Regions from separate parts of the Homo sapiens genome. Here region 2 is linked to region 1. Evidence: chromatin loops called from intact Hi-C (ENCODE). Cell type or tissue: A673. All regions are shown on one strand. Links, peaks and the distances in the headings refer to the core of each region. The heading gives the core; the rest is flanking DNA. Region 1 overlaps CDH10 (cadherin 10). Region 2 overlaps LOC107986377 (a long non-coding RNA gene).

Region 1 (2,936 bases), core at 240-2,739:
GCTTTCCCTTTCTTTAGTTCCATAATGTTTAACCAATGTCTCTTAAAGTGTATAGGTCATCACATACATTGCCAGAAAGAAATCAGATAAAAATATAAAGAAACTGATGAAAATAAAGCACTTTCATTCTTAAAAAAATCAAGAGTTACTTTTTTGTGAGAAGTTGCATTGATAAGAGAGTTAAGCAAAAGTTGTATTAATAATTTTTAAACAGGTCAGATTATTTCAACTCATCATTGTTAATATTTCATTAAGAATAATACATTCCCAGAAATCTACAAATTTAATGTGATGGGTCTTATTTTTTGACAATATGTGTCTACAGTTAGTTCAAGTGAGTGATGACAAGAAGGTATGGGAAAAGCAAAATGGACTTATACGCTTTAGGTGCCCTTCTATTCAAGAAAGACAGGAGAAATGGATTATAAAAGGGCTCAAGGGCTCATACTAAAATGTCAAGTGAGGTGAGACTGCTCTACAGTCAGAAAAGAAGAGGGCACAGGCGACCCAGAGCTGATATTGTTATCTTAGAAAACAGGCATTGCTTGGTAATTGTTTGAAATTGTTTCTTGTTCTTATGCATGAAAAAAAAATCTGTAATTTTGAAGGTTGAACTTATTGGGGTAAATGCAGAAAATTATATGAATGCTCCGTGAATATCATCCAAAGGTTTCAACTAGAAAGGAAAAAGGCAGATTTTCTTTTAAATTTAGGACTTGTATTTTTTCTGTAGATTTCAGATTATTGTAATTATGACAAAACAATATATTTTTGTGAACTCATTGGTCTGTGTAAGTGTCAAGAAAAGATAAATAGATTTGTCTGTGCTAACTTTCAGTTTTTCAAATATGCATCTATAGTGTCATTCCGAGAACGCTTCTTTTTACTACTTAAAATATCATAATATGAACCATATATTGTACTTAGTATAACGCTTAATCAATTTTACCATTGCTCAGTATACGTTTAAGAAGGATGAGGAAATGTTTCTTGCTACTTGGTTTTTAACTTCAATCTATTCCAGACATGACTGTTAAATACAATATGGTTAGTAAGTTGTCTCTTTTGAAACCCTATTCCAGATAATATGTTGGGTTAATTGAAAGTAGAGTTTTCAAACATAGACCTGAAATTTAGAGATCAAATATCTGCATAAAATTACTTATAATTGGCATAAATAATTTTACTGTTTTTCTATTTATAATTTCAGTATTTTACAAGTACTTCTAATGTGACAGCAGTATTAGAATGTAATTTGCATAGTAGAAATCAGAATATAATATGGCTAATGCTTTTAATACCCAAGGGCTACACTAGAGATAGTTGGGTTTGCATCACTGGTTTGTATTAATTGCTTACTATGAAACACTATTACTGATAATAACACTTAACAAGAATATGGTTCACTTTGCTGCTGATTCAGCATCATCAGAGCCAATACTGCTGCTGTGCTGCAGCCTAGTGGAATGATTTGGTATAAAAATGACATATTCCAGTAAGACGTGTTATCACTTACTGCAAAGTAGGTTAAGAGACATAGGAAATCAGTCATAAGCACAGAAATCCCCCAGATAGTATATACTTTGCCTCAGTTATTTGCTTATATAAAAAATTAAGTAAAGGTCAAGAAATTCACCCTATTTTTTATGCAAGATTCATATATTTTGGAATTAACCTTTCCAGTTTCAAGTAGTCTATTTTTCAACAAGAAAAAAAACATACCTCTTCCAGATTACACTAACTTTGTAAATAACGTGTCAGAAATATCACTCTAAATTAAAATCAGTTTTGTATCCTCTCTTTTTCTTTTTTAAAGAAAATCCCAGTGTGGGTAAAAATCTAACAATGAAATATTAAATTGATTACCTGCATAGCACTGTTCTAATTAATAAACAGTTTCTATAAACATCAAGGAACATCACCTAGAGCATTAATCAGGTACCAAACAATTTAACCATTGACTTCACACATATGCATATGTAGGTGGATGCTCATACAGTTTACCTTCTTTTTTCCCATTTCCCAGAGATTTTGGTTTTGTTTGTTGTTTTTTTTCCCCCAAACCTTTAAGTGTATGAAATTCTATTCTTTGATTGAAGTCAGGGAAGGCGTATGCATTCACCAGAGAAGTCAATTTGTTCACAGCAAGTATTTGAAACCCAAGAAGTATCTGATTTAATGAAAGCAGACATTGACTCACACTTTAATAACACAGCCAAAAAAAAAAAAAGTGAAAGAAGTATTTCTTTATATTTTTATCATCAGAATGGGTTTGCATCTGACGTGTCCCTAAGGCACAGATCCACGCTGTTTACACCTGTGCACTCTCCAGTCTCTTCACCACATCCCTCCCCAAATAAACCATTACTTCCTTATGCATTGCACATTGAATACATATGTGCCACATTTAGTACACTCGGGGGAGCGGGGTGCAGATTATCTATGCGACTTAGCATTTACCTGTGTTTCTAGGACATAACCTCTTTCTTTCTTCTTCATCACTTTTAACTAAAAATGAACATACGGCTCTGTCAATGACATAATGTTTTCATGAAAGTTCTACTAATTAAAAATCCTCACCATACCAGACCTAAAAAATGAGCACACTCTTGCCAAGTGTTATTCACCACAGAGAAGCTCTTGTAGCTACGTTTTAAAGGAAGATAGAGAGGGGGATGGTATGGAGGGAGAAAGTCTACTAACATATGCATTGAAGTATAACAGTTGTCAACATCAGAAGGACAGATTATTTTTAATACAGATCCTTCAAGAAAAAAAAAAAGAGGAGAAAAAATAATGTATCTCCAAAGAGCTGAGAAGTAATGGATGTGCAGTTTTGGATAATAGAAGCTTTCACTGGAATGAAGGAATGAAGGACCACAATTATAGGAAACATCTGTTTTTTCAAAGCAAAAGATGATAGGTCATTTTTAAAA
Region 2 (2,936 bases), core at 267-2,766, 830 kb before region 1:
TGAATTTTATTTGCACTCTTTGAGCATTGAAAACTAATCACAGTAATCCAAGTCTGTGCTGTTTATTTTTCCCTTAAAACACAAGGAAGTCAGGATAACATAGAGTTGTCTCTGTTGCTTAGTATTTTCTCCCTTCCTCTGACCCCATTTAAAAATGTTTGTTCCTGACTTTGTAAATACTAATATTCGTTGTCTGATAACAGGATATAATTCTACAAACAGTACAAAATTAGAACAGTAATAATACCATTGTCCTCTTTTATGAGGTAATAATTTGATTCCTACTAAATGAAAATAAAGACAATCTAATAAAACTAAGAATAAATGCTCAGAAAAATAATTATATTTATTATTTCACTGTCCTTACTTAGAGAATTTCTCTTCTGAAGGGGGCTTCCTAAGAAAGAAGTCTTGATGAAGGATTTGTAAATATAATTAGTAAACATCTCCAATGACAAAAAATGGTCTTTTCAACCTTCAAAGGAATTTTACTATCTCCAAGGTTGTTAAGGTTAGTCCCAATTGTCCCTTTGTTTTATTTAGTCTCAACTATTGCCGTAACTCCAGAGAAGTAGTGCCTGATTAGCAGTAGTTAGAGAAAGGAATCAATTTACGTTATCTCCTCAGTTTAATAAGCATAACAATTCTAATCACAGCTTCTCTGCTTGTTGCTTCTCCTTAAGTTTTAGAATGTAATATAGACAATGTTTCTACGAGGTCGTAATGAGGACAGATATAGTAATTATAGCACCATATTAAATTTTTAGAAACTTTCTGGGAACTAGAGATAAAACATTGAAGGGGGAATAAAACAAAAATCTCTGCTTTTATTTTTAGGGGGTGAAAGGATAGAGATATTTATGAAAATAAATATTATTTATCATATTAAAATATAATAAATGCTATATAAAAAATAAGGCAGTGGAAAGAATAAAGATTTCTGAGAAAGAGTTTTAATTTCATATTGGTTGTCCAGTGAAGGCTTCACATTTGATAGGTGAGCACATGCAGTCTTTCCCCTCTCTGGCTTTCAACTTCTTTTTATAGATCTGTTCCTATAATACCCAAACTCCAATAACTCTTTGCTATGAACAGGAGTTCTAATCATTGAACATCAAAATATTTTTCTATTTTTCGACTTCCTATCACTTATGTGATGATTTATATTCTTTCAAAGTTTGATTTTCATGAAAACCATAAGACTCTCCTTTTATTATAATATTCTGTCAACTCCTGTGCTGCTGAGTTGCTTTTTTTTGCTCTTACTTGGAAAAGCTTTAATCCTGATTAAATTCAACTAACTTGCTATTCCTTTGCTATCATCCATTCAGCTGAAAGTGGTTGGAGAAAACACACACACACACACACACACACACACACACACACACACACACACACGAGAGAAACTGGTCTCATATTCAATTTATGACTATGTCCACAAGAGGGCTCACTTCTTTTTTTGGCTTGTAAACTAAATTTCTATCTATTTGAAGCTATGTCACACCTATCTACCCATTTGTAACTGAAAATAGTAATAAAAAGAAAACAGACAATTTGAGTGTTCTTCATTCCGTGAATATCTCAATTTTGTAAGCTCTTTTTAAAATTCACTTTCCTGTAATGTGTCTGCTCACTGTGTATTTTATAGATTGTTGATTTCCCATTAGAATGATAAATTTGGTCTCTGTTCACAGTGATTGGTATTTCATGTTAATTAATGAAGATGAGAATACTCATTTACTGAATAATATTATGATATTTAAAATGATTTTTAAAGTGTATTTGGAAACTGATATACAAGTTATACATATTTTAGATGATGGGATAAAATATTTCATAATAGCTCATAATTATAATATCTCTACATTATATCTCTGCCATTTCTAAAGTTTCATTTTATTTTATTTTTTGAGACAGAGCCTCACTCTATCATTTGGGCTGGATTGGATTACAGTGGTACAATCACAGCTCACTGCAACCTTGAACTCCTGGCCTCAAGCAATCCTCCAGTGTGGGCCTCCAAAAGTGCTTGGATTACAGGTACAAGCCACTACACCTAGCCTGTCTCTAACATTTAAATTTAAATTTAAAATATCCCTGATACTATTATTTAAACATTTGTTAGTGAAGAATGATTTCTTAAAAGTTTGAGATTAAAAAATAAGGAATGACTATATTCACTGATAAGATCTTTTTACATTTCTAAAGAAAGATTTTTTATATATATAATCAACATATTTTTATGTTTTTGAAATTATCTTACTATGGAAGTAAGAATCCAGAAGGCAGGAATATTCTTCTCATTTATAACTATGACATTATTCAATGGAAAGCATAAGGTAAATCTTTAATCTCCTTGTTAGGGAAGAGACAGTATATCAGAACAGAATACTAAATATGTAATTTTGATAGATTGAGTAGGATTAATAGCTAGTCAAGGAAACCCTGTGTGTTTGCACATTTAGCAGATCATCTGAGCTATTAGAAAGTTTCATGTAATATATCATTTACTTAACTTGTCAACTCTAAAACTTTTTCAGCGAAATCATTTAACTCTCAGTAATAATGAAGAATGAAGAAGAAAGTACAAATAGATCAGATGGTAAATTATTAACATATGCCTATGTGAAGTCAGCTTTAGGGCTACTATACATCTTTGTTATGGGGTACATGAGAGAGAACAAATTCCATGCTAATGTCTCATTCAACCTCTGTTCAGTGTAGCTCTTTTTTGATAACACACAGTTTACTTATTCTAAAAGTTGATAAAGGCTCATGCATACAATAAGAACAAAAGTGTCTTAATTGGACTATCAATTCGAGTTGGGAAAGGAGAAACCTGGTTGGGCGCTTGGATTAAAAATATTTGTGAAAGACTCTAATAGGAAGGCAAGATGAGAGGATAATGATAAATATTACTAAGATAAAATAGATAA

Evidence for each region. A loop is a pair of places that touch in the nucleus more often than their neighbours do. Peaks named below come from ENCODE experiments on the same cell type or tissue, not always from the same donor. Only the 100,000 strongest peaks of a DNase experiment are listed, where the experiment ranks them.
Region 2: it touches region 1 in a loop (4-fold over the local background); 3 of 110 quality-filtered maps call a loop at or near these places.

Annotation. Positions count from the first base shown.
Region 1 is chr5:24,640,761-24,643,696 of GRCh38, forward strand. The region is part of intron 1 of CDH10 (cadherin 10); the gene reads right to left. Among named protein-coding and RNA genes, the nearest start is that of CDH10, 2.7 kb to the right of the region's middle. In A673, for the core only: a CTCF peak has its summit at 1,457; a DNase peak (open chromatin) is centred at 1,451.
Region 2 is chr5:23,811,448-23,814,383 of GRCh38, forward strand. The region is part of intron 2 of LOC107986377 (a long non-coding RNA gene); the gene reads right to left. Among named protein-coding and RNA genes, the nearest start is that of LINC02899, 140 kb to the right of the region's middle. In A673, for the core only: a CTCF peak has its summit at 1,433 (motif pointing right); a DNase peak (open chromatin) is centred at 1,424.